Regions from separate parts of the Homo sapiens genome. Here region 1 is linked to region 2. Evidence: chromatin loops called from intact Hi-C (ENCODE). Cell type or tissue: GM12878. All regions are shown on one strand. Links, peaks and the distances in the headings refer to the core of each region. The heading gives the core; the rest is flanking DNA.

Region 1 (5,366 bases), core at 225-5,224, 92 kb after region 2:
CACGCCTGGCTAATTTTTTGTATTTTTAGTAGAGATGGGGTTTCACCATGTTAGCCAGGATGGTCTCGATCTCCTGACCTCGTGATCCGCCTGCCTCAGCCTCCCAAAGTGCTGGGATTACAGGCTTGAGCCACCGTGCCTGGCCCTCTTATCAAGTGTTTGATAACTTCCAATAAGTGTCTGAAAAAGCCTCTTAAAAATCCATAAGGTATGGGCTGGGCGCGGTGGCTAACGTCTGTAATCCCAGCACTTTGGGAGGCCGAGGCAGGTGGATCACCTAAGGTCAGGAGTTCCAGACCAGCCTGGCCAACATGGTGAAATCCCGTCTCCACTAAAAATACAAAAATTACCTGGGCTTGGTGGTGGGCGCCTGTAATCCCAGCTATTCAGGAGGTTGAGGCAGGAGAATCGCTTGAACCCAGGAGGCAGAGGTTGCAGTGAGCCGAGATCGCGCCACTGTACTCCAGCCTGGTGACAAGAGTGAAACTCCTCAGTGGCTGGGCGTGGTGGCTCATGCCTGTAATCCCAGCACTTTGGGAGACTGAGGCGGGCGGATCACCTGAGGTCGGGAGTTTAAGACCAGCCTAACCGACATGAAGAAACCCCATCTCTACTAAAAATACAAAATTAGTGGGCGTGGTGGCACATGCCTGTAATCCCAGCTACTCAGGAGGCTGAACTCGGGAGGCGGAGGTTGCAGTGAGCCAAGACTGCGCCATTGCACTCCAGCCTGGGCAACAGGAGTGAAACTCTGCCTCAAAAAAAAAAAAAAAAAATCCATAAGGTGTAACTGGTGGGGTATGTGGACTTCTAATGAATAATGGTTATTGCAAATTTGAGGACTCTTAATATTTATCTCTGGAAGCTGCCCAGGGTCTGCTGAGCTCTTTCCCCAGGGATTAGGCTATGAAAGAGAAATGTGTGTTTTCTAGAGGGGGAATACCATGTTGGCAATGTATATTTTGCTGTTACTGTGGGCTTTGTTTTGTTGAAAATGGAAAAGACTCTGGCTGGGTGCAGTGGCTCACGCCTGTAATCCCAGCACTTTGGGAGGCCAAGGCGGGTGGGTCACAAGGTCAGGAGATCGAGACCATCCTGGCCAACATGGTGAAACCCCCATCTCAACTAAAAATACAAAAATTAGCCAGGCATGGTGGCACATGCCTGTAGTCACAGCTACTCGGGAGGCTGAGGCAGAAGAATCACTTGAACCTGGGAGGCAGAGGTTGCACTGAGCCGAGATTGTGCCACTGCACTCCAGCCTGGCAACAGAGCAAGACTCCATGTCAAATAAATAAATAAATAAATAATGGAAAAGACTAAGGAGAAGGCAGTAAATGGAGGCAGAATATTAAAAGTAAGACAAAAGAAGGGGTACAGAAAATCCCTTAGAAGAAAAGATAGGATGGAATCAAGAACTCAAGAACCTCCCAAGAGCATAAGGATGGCTGATTGAATTGCTTAGAAATCCAGAACTGCTCTTACCCATGGAGATCTTCTCAACCTTATCCAGGGCCACTGAAGTTGAATCAAGAGGCCAAACAATTTAGTTGAATGGAGCACTGCAGTGGGAATCAATAAACACATGCTGGAGTCCTGGTTCTCTCACTGACTAGCTATGTGACCTTGGGCAAGTCAGTTCCCCTCTGGAACTGAGCCTTCTGACATTGAAATGAAGGTGTGGGACTCATTTCAAGTCACTGGGTGATGTCTACTGTGCCTTATGACTCTACTATTGGATAGTACTGGTTTTGGGCAATAGATGACAAGAAGAGTGGGTCCTCTAAGGGAGAGAGGGATGAAAGCCCAATATTCTATTTTTTATTTCTGTGAAAACCATTATTACCAATAGCCTGGCTTTCTCACAGCCTGTGTCTTGTGAGGGCTTTAAGATGGATTCACTAGGCTCATTCTATTAAGAGGTCAGGAAGCCATACTCAAGGTTTCCTTGGAAAGAGTGCCTACCTTGATGACATTGTCCTTACAGTCCACCACTCGTTCAAATGTTTGGCTGAGGATCTCAATGTCCTTATGAAGTTCTCTGGTCTTGACTTCCCGAAGGACAGTTCTCCACTGTGTGTTAATCTTATTAAGGTTCAGAGCACTGTTGTGTTCCTCCTTGGCCAGCTTGTCCTGTGTGAAGGAATAAATATACCTCCAGGAAGTCAGGGCCTTTCAGTACAACAAACAAGATCACTCTTAATTTATCAGCTGACACCTTACCCCTTTTCGATGGGAACGGCCTGATGGCATTTAGGGAGGGCAAGGGTGAATTTCCTTCAGGGTGGGAGCATCAGAGTAGGATGTTGTTTGTAATGACCTATCTCCAGGGAGAATATCAGCATTCCAGACAGCTGGAACAGCTGACAGGACCTACGGTCCCAGTTCTGGGATTCAGTAAAGATTGCCAAGCCGTATACCACGCACCCCCTCCGTGCTTCGCAGAGAACACCCCCGCCTCCCAAACAATGTTGCCTGAAATCTAAGTATATCTGGGTCTCAGGATTTCCGGAGGAGGGGAGGTCAGGATGAAAATGAGGTTTCCTCAGTGACAGGGCCAGGGCAGGGGGTGGATGGGGTTGAGCAGGACATAATGCAAAAGGCCATCACCTTCAAGAACTGGCTGAGGAGCCTCTCCTTCTTTTTGGCCATCTCCTCCTCTGCCAGCAACTTCTGCTGAAACAGAAGCAGCTGCTTCTCATCGGACAGGGGCGTCTTGGCCATTTTTTCTTTCTTAGGCATGGGGGCAGGGGATTGGATCCGGGAAAGAAGCCTCGGTCTGCCTCGGCCCGCGTTACAGAGCTTAGAAGAAAAATGTCCCTAGAAAGGGGACTTCCAGAAGTGCCCCTGGTTGTGGGCGGTTGTGGGACCGGAGATCTCAGCCCTCGAACAGGAGAGATCCCCGGCTATCAGTGAGGCTGAGCTCTCCCACTGTAAGACGCGTCTAGTCTCCTAGCAACGAGGATATCGCTAACATGGAGAGGCAACAGGCTAGAAGAGTCCCTGTCTTGGAGCGCCCCCTACCCAGTGGAGGACCGCGGTCGGTTTTTGAGAGGGTCCTTTTAACTCTCAAAAATCTGTCTCCTCAGTGCATTTTATTTATTTATTTATTTATTTATTTATTTATTTATTTATTTATTTTTGACATAGAGTCTCTCTCTGTCGCCTAGGATGGGCACGATCTCGGCTCACTGCAACCTCCGCCTCCCGGGTTCAAGCAATTCTCCTGTCTCAGCCTCCCCTCAGTGCACTTTTATAAACCGTCCTCAGAACCCTTGGGAAGCCCAAGATCGTCAAAAAGAGAACCAAGAAGTTTATCCGGCACCAGTCTGACCGATATGTCAAAATTAAGCGTAACCGGCGGAAACCCAGAGGTATTGACAACAGGGTTCGTGGAAGGTTCAAGGGTTAGATCTTGATGCCCAACATTGATTATGGGAGCAACAAGAAAACAAAGCACATGCTGCCCAGTGGCTTCCGGAAATTCCTGGTCCACACGTCAAGGAGCTGGAAGTGCTGCTGTTGTGCAACAAATCTTACTGTGCTGAGATCGCTCACAATGTTTCCTCCAAGAACCGCAAAGCCATCGTGGAAAAGAGCTGCCCAGCTGGCCGTCAGAGTCACCAACCCCAATCCCAGGCTGCGCAGCAAAGAAAATGAGTAGACAGCTCATGTGTATGTTTTCTGTTTAAATAAAACTGTAAAAACTGCAAACAACAACAACAACAAAAACCTTTTTTAAAAAGATAAGTGTTGGAGAGAATGTGGAGAAACGAGAACCCTCATATATTGGTGGTAGAAATGTAAAATGGTGTAGCCACTTTGGAAAACAGTTTGGCAATTTTTTAAAATGTTAAACATAAATTTACCATGTGACCCAATAATTTCACTCTTAGGGATCTGCCTAAGAGAAATGAAAGCATGTATACACACAAAAACTTGCACAGGAATTTTCTTATCTGTCTCACTCATAATAGCCCAGTTGGAAAAATTGGAGACAACCTAAATGTCCATTAACATGTGAATGAGTAGACAAAATATGCTATGTCCATACAATGGAATATTATTCAGAACAAACTATGGATACCAGCTACAATGTGGATGAACCTCAAAAAGAATATGCAGGCTGGGCGCTGTGCCTCACACCTGTAATCCCAGCACTTTGGGAGGCCGAGGCGGGAGGATCGTTTTAGCCCAAGAGATCGAGACTAGCTTGAGCAATGTGGCGAAACCCCTTCTCCACAAAAAATACAAAAGAAGTTAGCTGGGCGTGGTGGTGCGTACCTGTTGTCCCAGCTACCCCAGGAGGCTGAGGTGAGAAGATCACCTGAGCCCCAGAGGTCAAGCCATAGTCAAGCCACTGCACTCCAGTTGGGTGACAGAGCAGCCCTGTATCAAAAAGAAACAACAACAAAAACAAAACAAACAAACCCTTTTTTTTTTTTTAAGACTGGAGTCTCACTCTGTCACCCAGGCTGGAGTGCAGTGCGTGATCTCGGCTCACTGCAACCTCCACCGCCCGGGTTCAAGAAATTCTCCTGCCTCAGCCTCCCGAGTAGCTGGACTACAGGTGTCACCACCATGCCTGCCTAATTTTTGTATTTTTAGTAGAGACGGGGTTTCATCATCTTGGCCAGGTTGGTCTCAAACTCCTGACCTCAAATGATCCACCAACCTCGGCCTCCCAAAGTGCTGGGATTACAGGCGTGAGCCACCATGTTCGGCCAAAAAAACCCCTATGCTCAGTGAAATAAGCCAGACACAAGTGATTACATATTGTATGGTTCCATTTATATGAAATATCCGGAAAAGGCCAAGCTATAAAGACAGAAAGTAGATTACTTTCTTTTCTTCTCCCTTCCCTTCCCTTCCTTTCTTTCTCTCTTTCTCTCTCCCTCTCCCTCTCTCTCTCCTTTTTTGACTGAGTCTTTCTCTGTTGCCCAGGCTGGAGTGAGGTGGCACAGTCTCGGCTCACTGCAACCTGCACCTCCCAGGTTCAAGTGATTCTCCTGCCTCAGCTTCCCAAGTAGCTGGGATTACAGGCACCCGCTACCACACCCGGCTAATTTTTTGTATTTTTAGTAGAGATGGGGTTTCACCATGTTGGATCACCTAAGGTCGGGAGTTCGGGACCAGCCTGACCAACATGGAGAAACCCCATCGCTACTAAAAAGACAAAATTAGCTGGGCGTGGTGGCACATGCCTGTAATCCCAGCTACTCAGGAGGCTGAGGCAGGAGAATCGCTTGGACCCAGGAGGCGGAGGTTGCGGTGAGCTGAGATCGTGCCATTGCACTCCAGCCTGGGCAACAAGAGCGAAACTCCGTATTTAAAAAAAAAAAAAAAAAGCGAATTATGTGATATGC
Region 2 (5,347 bases), core at 348-5,347:
TCTGGCAGCTGCCTCTGGGTGCAGAAGTCCAAGCTATTGGTGATAGAAGTGAAGACTATTTCCTGTCATTATAGTCGCCGCGCCCCTTCTCGACAGCCCATGGACTTCCAGGCCAGCCACTGGGCTCGCGGGTTCCAGAACCGCACGTGAGTGAAGCAGGGGTGAGGGGAAGAGAGTGGTGGGGCGGGGAGTGGGGTCCGGACCTCCCCGCAGGCACCAGCGAGCACTGCTGGTCCCCCTTCTCTTTCCCACGCCTTCCACCTCTGCCCGCTCCCGAGGGCTGGGGCCTGACTCATCCCGTTGTTTGGGGGAACAGAAGTGGGTGTGAGAAAGGGCAGGAGGTGAGATGGGGCAGACGCTGTTAAAGTGTGCATGGAGAGATGGCGAGGAGTCCCGCTTCGACTTCAGTCCTAACATATACGCACGTGCACACGCGCACACACTCACACACACCCCTTCACATGGCTGCCCCAAGTGGTCTCCAGTGCTCCCAGCTCCCCGGACCTCGGCTCCCTTCCCCCACAAACTGCTCACCTGGGTTCCTGCTCATTGTCCCAGGTGTGGGCCGCGCCCGGGATCCCCACAGCCGCCGCCCCGCCGGCCCTGGGCCTCCAGGGTGCTGCAGGAGGCGACCAACTGGCGGGCGGGGCCCCTGGCCGAGGTCCGAGCTCGGGAGCAAGAGAAAAGGAAAGCGGCGTCGCAGGAGCGGGAGGCCAAGGAGACCGAGCGAAAAAGGCGCAAGGCTGGTGGGGCCCGACGGAGCCCCCCGGGTCGACCCCGCCCGGAGCCCCGCAACGCCCCTCGGGTGGCCCAGCTGGCAGGGCTCCCTGCTCCCTTGCGGCCGGAGCGCCTGGCGCCTGTGGGGCGAGCGCCCCGTCCATCCGCGCAGCCGCAGAGCGACCCAGGGTCGGCGTGGGCGGGGCCCTGGGGAGGTCGGCGGCCCGGGCCCCCAAGCTACGAGGCTCACCTGCTGCTGAGAGGTTCTGCCGGGACCGCCCCACGACGCCGCTGGGACCGGCCGCCACCCTACGTGGCTCCACCTTCTTACGAAGGCCCCCATAGGACCTTGGGGACTAAGAGAGGCCCCGGGAACTCTCAGGTGCCCACTTCATCAGCCCCAGCTGCGACTCCAGCCAGGACAGACGGAGGGCGCACAAAGAAGAGGCTGGATCCTCGGATCTACCGGGACGTCCTCGGGGCTTGGGGTCTCCGACAGGGGCAAGGTCTCTTGGGGGGATCCCCAGGCTGTGGAGCGGCCAGAGCAAGGCCAGAGCCCGGCAAGGGGGTCGTGGAGAAAAGCCTGGGGCTGGCTGCTGCTGACCTGAACAGTGGTAGCGACAGCCATCCCCAAGCCAAAGCTACAGGGAGCGCAGGCACCGAGATAGCTCCTGCGGGGTCTGCAACTGCGGCTCCCTGTGCCCCGCATCCCGCTCCCAGATCCAGGCACCACCTCAAGGGCTCGAGGGAAGGGAAAGAAGGAGAACAGATCTGGTTTCCCAAATGCTGGATTCCCTCCCCTAAAAAGCAGCCGCCCCGCCATAGCCAGACACTCCCCAGACCCTGGGCTCCCGGAGGCACCGGATGGAGAGAATCTCTGGGTCTTGGAGAGGGGGCAGGACCGGAGACCCTGGAGGGTTGGAAGGCGACCCGCCGTGCCCACACCTTGCCCCGCAGTTCCCAGGGCCTGTCCCGTGGGGAAGGCGTCTTTGTCATTGACGCCACGTGCGTAGTGATACGATCCCAATATGTTCCAACCCCCCGAACCCAGCAGGTGCAGCTTTTGCCCTCTGGGGTGACACGCGTGGTGGGGGATTCCCCCAGCCAATCGAAGCCCGGCAAGGAGGAGGGTGAAGGGGCCACGGTCTTTCCTTCCCCTTGTCAAAAGCGGCTGTCGAGCAGTCGCCTTTTACACCAGCCCGGCGGGGGCCGCGGGGGCGAAGCTGAGGGCGGGAGGCCGGGGGACTCCACACTGGAGGAGCGCACTTTCCGCATCTTGGGGCTCCCGGCCCCCGAAGTAAACCTGCGGGACGCCCCCACGCAGCCAGGTAGCCCAGAGCACCAAGCCTTAGGCCCAGCAGCTTCGGGAGCCCAGGGCAGAGCCGAGGGGTCGGAAGTGGCGGTGGTCCAGCGGCGCGCCGGCCGGGGCTGGGCGCGGACCCCAGGGCCCTACGCCGGGGCCCTGCGAGAAGCCGTGTCCCGTATCCGCCGCCACACAGCCCCTGACTCGGACACGGACGAAGCTGAGGAGCTCAGCGTCCATAGCGGCTCCTCTGATGGAAGCGACACAGAAGCCCCGGGCGCCTCCTGGCGGAATGAGAGGACCCTGCCCGAGGTTGGAAACAGTTCGCCAGAGGAAGATGGGAAGACAGCGGAACTGAGCGACAGTGTCGGGGAGATCCTAGATGTCATAAGCCAAACCGAGGAGGTCCTCTTCGGGGTGAGGGACATCAGAGGGACCCAACAGGGAAATAGGAAGAGGCAGTGAGAGGCCCCTTCTTGTATTTGTGTCCCCAACGCATCCATCCTTGGGTCCACTGGTCCCCATTCTTCCCCACAGACTTCCTTTGCTTCTCTTTTCCTTGTATCTTTACCCATACCTGTTCTCATCCTTGAAATATAAATGAAAGGAAGGGAAGCATATGCCCATTAATGATTTTGTTTCAGGAGAGGTGAGAATGAGCAGATTTAATTAATGTCTGTTATGTTCAGGGCACAAGGGTGAGCTCTTCGCAGGGGCTGATGCACTGGGTGTGGAGCTGAGCAGAGAGGCCTAACCAGGATCAGGCAGGAGGGCAGGGATGGTGGCAGCCATAGGAGGGCAGGGTAGGGTAGGGCCTCTGAGGAGGAGGGAAAAAGTGAAGGAGAGGCTTTGGACCTGGTGACAGAGTGATCAGATGACAGAGGGGTTCTTGGGAGAAGAGGCATAGGTCCAGCAACAACCAACAAAGCAGAAGGAGGGCTCACCTTGGTGTCACAAGTCTTGGATTTCAATCCCAACTCTGCCACTGAGTTGCTGGTTGACTGAGGCCAGTCACTTTCCCTCTCCAGGCCTCCAGGCCTCCTGGTATATAAAATGATGGTATTCTAAGGTCCATCCTTCCGTCTCTGACATTTTGAGATCTTTGGAAAGGACTCTATCTCATCCTCCCCTCGACAAGCCAAGAATGAGAATTGGGAATAAGTGAACAGAGTTTGAGGGTTTCTGGGCGGCCTCCGTGTCACCCAAAGTCATGATCAATTCAGGAGACTGCCCAAGGCTTGCAGAAGAGGTAAGGGAGTGAGGCACTCCTATCCCAGTCTCCCAGGTTTGGTTGAGGGCTCCCCAAGGCAGGGCAAGATAGCGGCCCTGTCACTGACCCTGGCCTGTGGTGGTCTGAGCTGGGGAGGGAAGGACACCAATGAATCAGCTTGGGACCTCTTTAGGCCTTCCCCTTTTCCTCCACCCCGATGCTCCTTAGTGATGCTCTGAGGCGTGGCCACGATCTCCCTCCCAGGTGGTATCGCCCACCTGAAAAAATCCTGAGAATTTCTCCCATCTTGGCCTCTTCCAGAAACCGGCCAGGCAAGGAAAGAGGCCGGTCACCAGAAGCCAGCAGGCGTGGGGTGTGATACTCTCTATAGCCACTACAGGGCGCGCGCAGGTCGCGGATCTCCCCAGTTGCTAATCCCGGCTCTGCCACTCAATCCTATCCCTAGTTCCCGAGCGCGGGTCCCCCGCCTTGCAGTCTCCAGCCGTGCGGGGCCGGGAGCAGGCCTCCGGCCTCCCAGACTTCTAGAGCCCGCCGGGCCCATCTTTGTACTCATCCACCCCAGCCGGCTTGGGACTCAGACACCGAAGTCTTTTTTTTTTTCTCTCCGATCCTTGGACACCTCCTCTGTCTGCCATTTATTAGCCATGTGAACTTGGCCACATCACTTCACCTCCCTGAGCCTCAGTTTCCTCATCTGTCAAATGGGGGTTTATAAACACCTACCTCGCAGGGTTGTTGTGAGGATTTAATGCGATAATGTATGTAAAGCGCCTTGCACACTGCCTGGCACACAGTAGGCGCTCAATAAATCTAAGCTTCCCTTTATCCAGCCTTGGCATCGTCTTCCTTTCACTGACCCTTTCCCCACAGTGGCCCTCCCCCGGGACTCCTCTGCTACTTCCCGCTCTGTGTGAGGGGAGGGGGCTGCTTTCTTCGTTGGGAGCTCCTGGCCCACCTCTTTTCTCCCCCAGCCGGGACTCTCCCTTCCTTGCCCCCAGCCCACCCCTGTCGGCTCTTCCCACTGCCCTGGCGCCCTCCCCCCACCCCCCATTCCGGGCAAGGGCTGAGTCAGCCGGGGTAAATTTAGCTGCCGGCTCCGCGGGCGCGGGGGCTTCTCCCAGACTCAGTCGCCCGGTCCTGCCCCGGCCCCCAGCCCCCGGCCCCCTGCCCGCCTCTGCTCCCACTCCAACCCAGACCCCTCAACTCCAACTCCCGCTCAGCGTTCAGGTCCCCAACCCCGCTCTCAAACCACTTATGGCTTTAGTCTCCAATTATCTCGACCTCACTCCCGCCCGCACCCAGAGGGACTCTGGGCAGAACTCGGAGTGGGGCAGGACCGCCTGCGGTGGGGGGTGGCGACGATCTGACAGGAGCTGGGCCGCTGGCCTTGGTTCAGTGGAGGAAGGTGTCCTCTTTGGGTTTCTGAACCGGAGGGAAGACACTGGTCAGAGCTATCCAGGAAGATTCATCCCAGAGACTTCCAGGAACCCGGACTGCCAGGTTTCAAGTTAGCTCTAGCTGGAGGAGTGTCACCTTGGGCAGAGATCAAAGGTTCCTGAGATCTGCCCTTGAGGTCAGGAATTCCAGACCAGCCTCCAACATGGTGAAACTCTGTCTCTACCAAAAATACAAAAGTTAGCCAGGTGTGGTGGTGTGCACCTATAATTCTAGCTACTCAGGAGGCTGAGGCACAAGAATCGCTGAATTGCTTGAACCTGGGAGGAGGAGGTTGCAGTTAGCCAAGACTGGGCCTCTGCACTCCAGCCTGGGCAACAGAGCCAGACCACATCTCAAAAAAAAACAAACAAATAAAGGTTATTGAGACCTGTCTCCCTTTCACCTACAATTCCATCTACCTACTACCAATTCTAACTATGAGCATGTACTGAGCACCTACTGGGAGCAAGAAACTGTGCTGGATACAGGATAGGGATGAGTAAGGCCTTTCTGACAATGGGGTGAAGGTGAGCAATGTGTTAAGTATTACAAGGAGTCAAACAAGGGAGATCGTATGGATTTTGTGAGATAAGGGAAGGCTCCATGGAGGGGAGGAGATGACCTCAGCGGTAGAATTTGGTGAAGAGGCATTTCAAGTA

What was found. Peaks named below come from ENCODE experiments on the same cell type or tissue, not always from the same donor. Only the 100,000 strongest peaks of a DNase experiment are listed, where the experiment ranks them.
Region 1: it touches region 2 in a loop (2.3-fold over the local background); 10 of 110 quality-filtered maps call a loop at or near these places.

What each region holds. Positions count from the first base shown.
Region 1 is chr12:48,901,713-48,907,078 of GRCh38, reverse strand. DRC2 (dynein regulatory complex subunit 2) reads right to left here and starts at 2,946. Exons shown (of 8, transcript NM_033124.5): 1 at 2,611-2,946; 2 at 1,966-2,133. The coding sequence starts at 2,742. It also overlaps the pseudogene RPL32P27. RefSeq lists a silencer at 2,940-2,989. In GM12878, for the core only: a CTCF peak has its summit at 3,010; a DNase peak (open chromatin) is centred at 2,948; H3K4me3 peaks cover 706 bases.
Region 2 is chr12:48,993,878-48,999,224 of GRCh38, reverse strand. DDN (dendrin) reads left to right here. Exons shown (of 2, transcript NM_015086.2): 1 at 1-146; 2 at 559-4,076. The coding sequence ends at 2,485. It overlaps DDN-AS1 (DDN and PRKAG1 antisense RNA 1), which reads right to left and starts at 878. Exons shown (of 2, transcript NR_147179.1): 1 at 535-878. RefSeq lists silencers at 569-1,028, 1,579-1,668, 1,869-2,258, 3,465-3,759 and enhancers at 1,149-1,218, 3,465-3,759. In GM12878, for the core only: CTCF peaks have their summits at 2,312 (motif pointing left) and 3,624; no DNase peak of the experiment used is centred there; H3K4me3 peaks cover 1,975 bases.